Regions from separate parts of the Mus musculus genome. Here regions 2, 3 and 4 are each linked to region 1. A link is a loop called in an ENCODE intact Hi-C map of the cell type or tissue named here. Cell type or tissue: left cerebral cortex. All regions are shown on one strand. Region 1 holds the start of Gm52395 (a long non-coding RNA gene). Region 2 has its middle 220 kb from the start of 1700048O14Rik. Region 3 overlaps Gm52395 (a long non-coding RNA gene). Region 4 has its middle 200 kb from the start of 1700048O14Rik.

What was found. Peaks named below come from ENCODE experiments on the same cell type or tissue, not always from the same donor. Only the 100,000 strongest peaks of a DNase experiment are listed, where the experiment ranks them.
Region 2: a loop joins it to region 1, with 2.1 times the contacts of the local background. A loop is called at or near these places in 3 of 42 quality-filtered maps.
Region 3: a loop joins it to region 1, with 5 times the contacts of the local background. A loop is called at or near these places in 2 of 42 quality-filtered maps.
Region 4: it touches region 1 in a loop (4-fold over the local background); 3 of 42 quality-filtered maps call a loop at or near these places.

What each region holds. Positions count from the first base shown.
Region 1 is chr19:26,605,428-26,607,927 of GRCm38, reverse strand. The region is part of intron 1 of Smarca2 (SWI/SNF related, matrix associated, actin dependent regulator of chromatin, subfamily a, member 2); the gene reads right to left. Gm52395 (a long non-coding RNA gene) reads left to right here and starts at 1,418. Exons shown (of 7, transcript XR_003952911.1): 1 at 1,418-1,777; 2 at 1,879-2,500. In left cerebral cortex, a CTCF peak has its summit at 1,087 (motif pointing right); DNase peaks (open chromatin) are centred at 717, 1,257 and 1,960; H3K4me3 peaks cover 2,500 bases; H3K27ac peaks cover 2,500 bases.
Region 2 is chr19:26,260,274-26,262,773 of GRCm38, reverse strand. It overlaps the pseudogene Gm25176. Among named protein-coding and RNA genes, the nearest start is that of 1700048O14Rik, 220 kb to the right of the region's middle. In left cerebral cortex, no CTCF peak of the experiment used is centred here; DNase peaks (open chromatin) are centred at 203 and 1,043; H3K27ac peaks cover 1,350 bases.
Region 3 is chr19:26,529,036-26,531,535 of GRCm38, reverse strand. It overlaps Gm52395 (a long non-coding RNA gene), which reads left to right. Exons shown (of 7, transcript XR_003952911.1): 5 at 18-205. Among named protein-coding and RNA genes, the nearest start is that of Gm34808, 22 kb to the right of the region's middle. In left cerebral cortex, no CTCF peak of the experiment used is centred here; a DNase peak (open chromatin) is centred at 1,524.
Region 4 is chr19:26,248,268-26,250,767 of GRCm38, reverse strand. No RefSeq gene overlaps it. Among named protein-coding and RNA genes, the nearest start is that of 1700048O14Rik, 200 kb to the right of the region's middle. In left cerebral cortex, no CTCF peak of the experiment used is centred here; DNase peaks (open chromatin) are centred at 804 and 1,352; H3K27ac peaks cover 370 bases.

The DNA.
Region 1 (2,500 bases):
CTCCTACACCATCCTCCTTCGCTTTAAACACCCCCAAGGGCCCCCGCGAGAGAGTGGACCGCTTGGGGTGTTTATTTTCTTCGTGGAGTAAATCCTGCGAGAGTTGGAAGCACATTTAGGCCCGAAGTTTGAACGTGCAACAGCCGCAGGGCACAGCGACTCACTCTCTCCGGACCTGGAGCAGAAAGAACTGACCACGCCAGCCACCCGCGAGGCCTCCATCTCCCCCGCGCAGTGCCTCCCGCTGGAAAGTTTTCCCTGCAATCGATTGCCTGCCTGACTTTGCACGGAAGGCGAGCCAAAGATGGGAGGGGGGTCGGCAGAGAAAGACCTAGAAAGCTCAGCGGGCGGCGGCGGCGACAGCGGGAGGAGCCGGCTCCTTACCTGGGCGACGCTGAACGGCCAGGGCTCTCGAGCTGGCGCCGCCCGGGGCTGCGAGGGAGCGGTGTGCACAGCGCGGCTTAGGCCGGCGCCCGCGGCCCGGCCCCCGCCACCTCCTCTTCCTCCCTCGCGCGCGTCATGTCACGGCGATCAAACACGTCTGTGCGCTTCGCCGCGGTGACTTCCTGATTCTCCGCCGCTCGCGCGCGCCACGCACTCGCCCTCGCCGCCGCACGCACCGCCACCGCCTCCCGCCGCCAGACCCAGCCGGCTCTGCGTCCGGCTCCCGGGAGTGCTCCGGCTAGAGACGCAGCCCGCGCAGCTCGCCACTCACTGGTCCCTAGCGCACTGCACACTCACGCCAGCCCGCCGCCCCCTCCAGCCCCTCCATCCGACTTGCAGCACTGCCAAACTTTTTTTTTCCGGGTTGATTGGTGTCCAACTTCCCTCCGCCCCCATCCCCCAGGCAGCCCTACCAGCCCGGCGCTCACCACTATCCGCAGCGAATAGCAACCGGTATAAAAAAATAATAATGTAATCCAGGCCGCAGGGGTGAATGCAGACACCCGCACCCGGCGATCTCCTGCAGGTACCGGAAACCAGCGTGAGCGCCCGGGCCGGAGCGCGGGTGTCCCCTAGAGTCCTCAGCGCTGCGCCCCGCCCGGAGCGGTGTCACTGCGTCCAGGCTGCGCGGCCTGGTGCGGGGCACCGGGGGGCACTGTGCTGGTGTGCGCTTGGTGGCTGGAGGGCGCCCAGGGGCTGGCGCGCTGGACCGGTGATTTGGGGAAGTACATCGCGACACCTATGCAGATGGCGTGGCCCTGTTTTGCAACGCCAATGGGAGGGGAGGCAGCCCAGCGATGGGGGAGGAGGAGGAGGCAAGGGAAGGGGTGAACTATGTTGGGATGGGAATAAAGCAAACTCGAAAGCAGGGAGCAAGAAGGAAGGGGTGAGTGTCATCGCTAGGAGGAGGCTCCCACCGGCTCTCCCCGCCTCCCTCCTTCGCCACCCCCTGTTTCCTCCCCACTGCAGCCCTTCCCCTTCCCGGGCGAACGCCGCGGCCGCTGCCCGGGTGCGTGCGGGTCCTGTTGTGACAGTCAGGCAGAGAGGATTATCCGGATCATGGCCTCCCCAGCCCTCAGCCGCCGTGGCTCTCCCGGGTCCCTGTGCGCCCCTGACACTCAGACCATCCCAGGCGCCCCGCGTCTGCAGCTTCCTCGGCGCTTGCCAAGGAAAGACACCAAGCAAAAGAAAACAAACCCAGAGAGGGGAGGGGAGGCTAACAGAGCCTAGTGGACACCTCGGACCTCTTTCCTTGGGGCTTCCTTCCACCCTCTGTAATGAGACCCGGGCTGGACACCCCGAACTTCAACATCCTAGCCCGCGCTGCCTCTAGGTACCAGACAAGAGGGTCCGCGGCGCCACGGCCATAGCCCCCGGGGCCAACCCTTTCACCTAAAGGCCTGTCACCAATCAACATTCCCTTCCCTGCCCTAGGGAACCCCGGGAGTGGAGGTGACACCTCGGAGCCCCAAGGCACCAACCCTGTGGTAGTGGCCGCCGCCCGCTCAGTGCGCCATCCCAGACTACTACCGCCAAGATCTGCTCTCGTCCCCGCAGCCGGAGCCCTTTAAACAAGTCCCCGGGAGGCGAATAGCAGCCGTGTTGGTTGGCGCCCTGCCGCCAGCCCGGGCTCCTCACCCTCCTTCCCTCCTTTCCTGTTCCCTTCCAACTCTAACGGGGAGGATGGCTCGGGGTGAACTGTCGCGTTTCCAGTCCCCCGCCTCCCAACCCCTCCGCCCCCCGGCCCGGAGTTCCCAAATCCCCCTCTCCTCTTGCCACTAGCCCTCCCCACCTCTGCTTTTTAGGGGATAGGAGGGGGGGGGGGATGCAACCTGGCGGAGAGTGTGTTGCAACCCTGAGTTGGCAGCGCATCACTGTCAACCTGCCCAGGGTCAAGGCTGTGACATGTTGGGATTTCTTCTCCTTGCCCCCTCGAAGTAGTAATTATTACTGTTATTATTAGAACGGCGAGGTTCGGTTGAAACTTTGTTTCTTTTATCGCCACCCGGGAGCTGTGGTTAGAGCATTCCACCTGAGGCCCGCGGGGAAGAGGCGG
Region 2 (2,500 bases), 350 kb after region 1:
GTAGGGTTGTTATATTGTCAGGGGGAACTGGCCATCCTTCAACGGTTGCATTTATACAACAGGGAAGGATAAGACTATATTTAACTACCATGAGATCTATCTGGGTGCCTTTTGGTACTCCACTGCCTTGTGCTGAAAGAAAATGCATAATCAAGTGTCATGGGATAAAGTTTCACAATAAACGATGCCTGAGGATCTGGGTCAGCCACCCATGCGAGCAGAGGTGCTGCTATAGGAGGCTGCAGGCTCTGACATGCATAATGGTTCTGAGACCAGTTCCAGCAGCGTGGGCTATCATGTTTTCTCATTTTTCTTCACCCTGTAAGTTTCCTTCACGAAAAAGAAATGTGACATCAAGGAATCCTGAAGGTTTTTCTCCTTGAGTGTACAGTAAGGAAGAATAAGGGCATGCTGTTTTAGACCCTGTAATTTATCATTTATATGTATGTAACTTTATAATTAAAGTTTTCTCTCTGGGAAAGACATTTTACCCAAGATGCTGTGAATGCTATCAGATGAAAACCTTCACTGTCTCCTCAGCTGCAGAGGGTCACCTGCCCCAAGCTCAGGCCACTCCTCAGATATCTGATGTCCAGTGAACATCAGGTGACAATGTTACATAGTTTGCTGTTTCAACAGAAGTTGAGACCATCTTGGCAGACCATGGTAGCGCTGGATTTTCTTGTGACCCTGGCTGAAGTTTTCAGTGGGTTGTATAACTACTGAATTTCTCCTGACATTATTTTCCTTTCTCGTTTCTTTCAGATGCACATCCCAAAGACACACTACATAGAGCATCCTGCATGCTAAAGTCCACCTAAGATTCTGCCTTCTAGAAAACCAAATTTTCTCTTCAAAATAATTTCATGTGTATTGTCTTATTTTCCCTTTGTATTAATCCTGTGAGCTAGGCAAGGCAGATTTTATTTTGTAGATGCAAAGGGGCCTAGAGAAGTTAAATTCGGTTTCTAGCATTTAACAGTGGAACTCACCATTGACAGGCCCACCTACGACACACCCACCATGTCTGCTTTTCTTATTCTACCATGTGCCTTTTCTGTGCAGAGGGAGCCAAACTAGGCTGTGTTCATCTTTCTGCTGTGAAACATGCCCAGATCTTAAGGCTCAGTCTCTCAAAGGGTTCTGGGAGATGTAGTTACATCACCAACAAGGCAATTCATAACCAGTAAGAGAGGGATGTTTTAATGATGCTTTTATGATATATTGATCCTATATCACAAAAAGTATTGAAAAGTTTTAATCAAGAGCAGATCATGCTAATAAAATACAAAGGTGTGTCACTTACAATGAAAAAAATCAAAACTAGCAAGAGATTTGGTGTTAGGAATTGCACAGGTAACTTACTGATCTCAGGGCTGTGTGTACCCTGTTGTTGAGGGTGATAGTCATGTGAATGTCCAAGATGCTTAACTGATGGCTTGCTTTCATGAAAGTATGCTTCCATTGTATTTCATTCATTTTCTATGTAAGCATCCCTCTAAAATGACTGTATCCATCCTGCATCCTTAAAGAGAGATGGGAGACTGTAGATCTGTGTGGGGTAAGAAACACTGGACATATCCAGAGATGTACTCTATAGTAGTAGATCTGAAGTTTAAATAAGCTTAGCTTCACTGTGCGTGTCACTGTCTCTGTGGTCTTTCTTGTCTGAAAGTGAAAAGAGACCAGGATGCTCACTGGTCAGTGCTCAGCCATGGACCACTTACCCCTGGCTTTCTCAGTTTTCCTTGCCTGGGCTGCTTTGGATCTCTGACTTTACACAGACCAGAAAGAAAGTCCAGGACTTAGATTGTAAGTATCAGAAGTGATGGAAGAAGAGGTAACATGGTAGAGTGACTGCAATGTATAGTGGATAACTTGTAAGACTTAGTTCCACAGACAGGACTAAAGCCCATGGTACCATGACAATAATGAAACCACATCAGGCTCTTTTAATGAGGGGGGTTAATGAAGTCATTCATACAAAGAGCTTTGAGTTTATAATTAATGCTCTGGGACTACAACCTCAGTCCTCTATATCTAGCACATTTAAAACTTTCAAGAGAATGAAATTAAATGAACATTTCTATATCCCAGCTTCCAAAAGGAGAATATAACGTGCAGTACCCTAATGGCAAGCATGTATTATCTCTGTAGGGGTTAAGTAAATCAGCAGCAATGATATCCAGTGGTTACAGAATAAATTATTATTTAAATTCAATCAAGAATAGCTTCAATTAAGTGTAGTAGTTGACTGGTGATGTATTTGAAAATATGGAGAGCTTTGCGCAGTGGCAGTATCGTAGTCAATGAGGTTTATCCGAGGCACGGTTATTGCTAATTGAAAATATGGAGATATTCCATTGGCATTTGCTTTGTCCCTACTTTAGCAGTTACCAAAGCTCCAACATGTCTCTTCTGTATTTCTCTTATTTTTCTGAAAGTCGAGGTGTCCAATATTCTGATGAAGAGCAGTTATATTACTTTTACTTTAACACCT
Region 3 (2,500 bases), 76 kb after region 1:
TGTCTCCTGTCTTTCAGGCTCACAAGGCTCTGCCTGACACCAGAGCCCTCTTCTCTACAGCTCCCTTATACAACTCAAGAGAATTAATTCATCATCAATATGCCTCTAAGGTAGGACTCCGTGCTCAGGACTCAGTCACTAAACTTCCCATGGGACAAGCCTGCGTAACCTCTATTAAAACGGAAACCACTCTTCTTATGTCACGGTAAGTCTTGGTACCTTTGGTTCTCCATTACGAGACTACAGTAAGCTAAGCCGCCCTCAGCTGTGGATTGGGATGCTGATGAAAACGACTCATCACACTTTCATGTACCCCAGCATTTATGATATACACTTATTACTTGGGTCCTAAGAAGACAGTTATAACTAAACTTTTCAAATGACTAAATTGTCATTCCCACAGAGAAGCAGGAGTAGCGTTGGTGACAGAGAATATGCATAAGCAATAGATTGACCATCAGTCCTGGGGTGTTAAGTTTTTACTTTTTTTTTTTTTTTTGGAATGCTCTTTTATTGGGGGAGGGTTCATCAATCCTTGTTGACAGCCGCCTTCCTCATGCCAGCAGCACATTGCTAGCTCCTCCCGTTTTCTCTAGGCCTTCTCTTCTTCTTTCTCTTGGACACTTTGAGCAACTCCGTGGCTCGCCACTCGTAGGACGCGAAGCCGCACATCTCCCGGTTCACGCCCCACATGAACTTGGTGTGCTTGGTGAGGCTCCCGTGGCACTGGCTGTGTCTCACCTTGTGGCCCTTGTTGAGTCCCACAGCCATGGGGTAGTGCAGGGCCCTGGCTGCTGCTCTCCGATGGCAGCTGGGACAGGAAGTAAGTTTTTACTTTTTGGTAAGTCTCCATTTTCATTGTTCAAAATGTGGAGAGATGAGCACATGGTAAAAACAGGTTCTGAGAGAGTGATAAAGAAATGACTAGATGAATGAACGCATGGCTTTGGTAAACTGTTCTTGCCCTGGCACACTACAGGGGGTTGGTCATCACATTGTTTACTGAGCAATTAATTCAAGAGAGGATGTGTTACTGTCTAGGGTGACCTAGTTGTAACAGTGAACTTAGTTAAACACTGCATGGTGTTGGCTTTTCTGGCAGTATGTTTTCTTCCAGAACCTTCTTGCTTTTCCACATTCTTCTGCCTTCTAAGTGCTGGTAGATCTTAGACTTGAAATCTTCAAACATTCTTTTCATAATCTACCATGGAGCATCGCTTGCTCAAGTCCACTTAAGTTTTTCTACCTGTATGTGTATAAATATACCATACAAGCATATGTGTGTGCACATACTTGTACATGTTCATGTATGTTGAGTGTATGTGCATACTTGTATATGTTCATATATGTTGGGTATGTATGCAAACTTGTACATGTTGATATATGTTAAGTGTGGACCCACATATAGCGTACCCCATGTGCACATGTGTGAAGATTAGAGACACTTTAGGCATTGGTCTCTGTGTTCCACTTTTTTCCAGACAGGGCGTCTTGTAAACTGTGGTGTAAGGTAGGCTAGCTGCCTGGATTTCCAGGGATCCTCTGGTCTCTGCCTCCCACCTCTGCATAAGAACACTGGGGGTGGTTTATAGAAATGAACTATCACATCCAGTTTTACACAAGTCCTGGGGATCCAAACATGCATTCTCAGGCTTGCATAGCAAACCTTTTCTCACTGAGCCACTTTATCCAGACCCCACCCCATATATTTTAATCTTGTACACACACACACACACACACACACACACACACACACACACACACACACTATGTAGCACAAAGTGTAACCAGGTTAATAAACTAATGTCCTACAAATTTATTGCCTGCTTCAAAAGAGCCCTAAAAGAACAAAATCTTAGTGTATTTTGGTCCAAATGAAACAGTGTGTGTATGTATAGTTTATATTTTTATATATGTTTTATAGTACACATTTCTTATTATACATTATATCATATATGTATCTTATATAATTTATATTAATATATCTGTATGTGTGTATGTGTATGTTTGAGTGTTTTGTTACATGATGCCTGGTGCCCACAGAGGTCAGAAGGGGCCATTGGGTCCCCTGGAACTAGAGTTATGAATGGTTGTGAACTACTGTATAGATGCTTGGAACCAAGCCCAAGTCCTCATCAAGAACAAGTGCTCTTTCCTTACCTGCACACACACACACACACACACACACACACACACACACACACACACACGCACACACACCAGATATTAACAATTTTGAAGGCAGCTAACTCCCTGAAATTAATGAAAGAAACACTGTCTACCTTGTCTACCTTGGGGAATCAATGCCATGTGCAATCTTGTTTTTTATGCAAAGTGACTCGTTATCAATCACAAGTCTCCATCTGGGCTACAAACTTGGTTCTGAAGCCATAAAGTTTGATGGACTCTCTCAGACTGGCAATCCTGCAAATCTGTTGTTTTGTTTTTTATTTCCCAGAGCCTTTGGAATCCCTATCCGGCCTCCCTAAAACAGTCTTCA
Region 4 (2,500 bases), 360 kb after region 1:
AAGGCCCTACCCCTAAATGAAAAGCTACAAGGAATCAATGGCTGCTGAAAGAGGGGGATCAGTTCCCCCCTCTCCAGAAATGAGCCCCCTTGATAGGTTATCTAACACAAGATAGATCAAACCACATGTATATGTGAGCAAAATGAATATATACATACATACATATATATATAATATATATATACATATATATGTGTGTGTGTGTATCTATATACAAACTTACAAATGTAACAATAATTATAGAAGGTAAGCCTTGAAAATGAAGAGAGGCACATGGGATGCATTGAATTGGAAAGAGGAAAGAGTTGGAATCATGTAAATACATTGTTCACAGATGACATTCTCAAAATTGTTTTTAATTATAAACAAGTTCATGTGGCCTCTACAACCAATTTATACCTTAGAGTTAGGATATTTTCTAACTATCATACCCAAACAAAAACTCTCACCACAAATTTAATAGAAATAAAGAATGATTTCTTATAGAAAGCAATATGCCATCCAAGTGCATACATATAGACAGCCACATAGCATCCTCATTAACAAAGATCTGAGAACTGATCAACAATACAATCTACTTCCCATCACATTCCTATATGGTCATGATCAGGCAAAAGATACTGGCTTCCTAAAGCCAGTGGATACATGGAGTGCTGCTCCTGGTCTTACCCTCATCTCCTCGGGTCCCATTACAATCCTTCCTGCCATCTCATTTTCTGACTCTCAAACACAGACAGCCTGCGTGCTTAGGAGTGGGATTCCAATCATCCCACTTCGCAGGCACTCGGCTACATTTGTAACACACCAGCTGTTTCTGAGAACACATTCTTAATATAGGAACAGCAAGACATTCTGCTGTCACTGTCCTAGGCCATGCCAGAGCTCTGTCGCAGTGGTGCATCATATTGAAGAACAAAATCAAAGCTGGGTCTTCAGAACACTTGCTCGGGAGCCAGCCCATCTTGGCTCATTCTGGTCATGAGATATAGGTCTGGAGGTGCTTTGGAGGACAAGATGAGGTAAGATGGGCTCCAGACACAATTCCCCAGAAGTCCACAGGGGTGGAAAATAATGAGCGCAGAGTCATAGCTGACTAGACACTGTTTTCAGACAGTCTCTATACAGTGGCTACCATACACTGCCATTTCAAAGACCTCTGCTAAGAAAAGCAAATTAAAGTAGATTCTTTGGCCTAGAAAGAGAGTGTACCCTCTCTACTTAGTCAGGATGCACTGTTCATCACAAGGGTCACTTGACATTTGTTGACTTTGTATTTGAGGAAATGTGCTATTTAATAGTCTGGACTTGGAGCCAGGCAGTCTTAGATGACTGGATTCCTGGATCTGCCTCTTCCTAGCTATGGAAACTTAAATAAGTTCCATGCCCTCTCAGTCCCAAATGTTCTCTGTCAAAAAAAAAAAAAAATCAGGCAAAGTGCTGAGCACAATGTTTGGGCCATAATAATCCTACTGTAAATGTAAGCCCTTATTATTCACTACTGCAATTTTGCCTTAAGAATTTGCAATGCTTTAGATCATTTTAAGTATTTATTTATGGTGTATGTGAAAAGAGATGCTTTTCTCCTCAATGTTAGTAAGGTTCTACACTGAACTGAATGAGGAAAAAGGCACATATAATCATACATTGAGGGGACTTTACATTGCAGGTTAAATCATATTTGCTTTTACGGAGTGCATACTTTGTGTTAGTGTTTGCCAACTGGCATGTCCTTTGGGGGGGTCTTTCTCCAAATGGGTGATCCCATCTGCCTTCTTTGGCAAGGTGACTCTCTTCAACAAAATAAAGCTTTGCTGACGTGGAAGAAAAGGTGACTAGCAATAAAATAAGGGAATGATATCTGAGGAGGGAAAGTGTGTGCCAGTGTTTATTAAAACACGGAGCTCTTGCTTGACCTGTCCTAAGCCCAAGTAAACCTGCGTATTTCCCTTTGTTTTTAATGACCTCCATCTCCGCACCCTTATGAGATACTTGCTAGAACAAATATTGTGTTAGGGTTCTTTTCCTAATTTGGTTAAAATATTAAGTAGATGTTGCTGGTAATGTTAGGCTGAACTAAAATTGAAATTTTTCTTTTGGCCAAACATACATTAATGTTGTGAATGAAGTTCAGCTCTGGTCATTTTGCTCCATTCTGCTAAAACTTAAAAAATGAAGAAAGTAGACACTGTATATCACAGAGGCCACATCCCTAAATAATATTACACACACACACACACTATATACTCATATGCACACACTTGCACAAACATTCACGAACATGCACACACTCACAAACATACATGTACACATACATGTATACACACCACATTCTCATACACATACACACATGCATACATACATCACACAGTCATATGCATACATTGATACACACATGTACACACATTCACACATGCATACACACCTGCAGATATATGTGCACACACATGCATATACACATACATCTCACATACACACTCACAGACAAACTCACATATACACA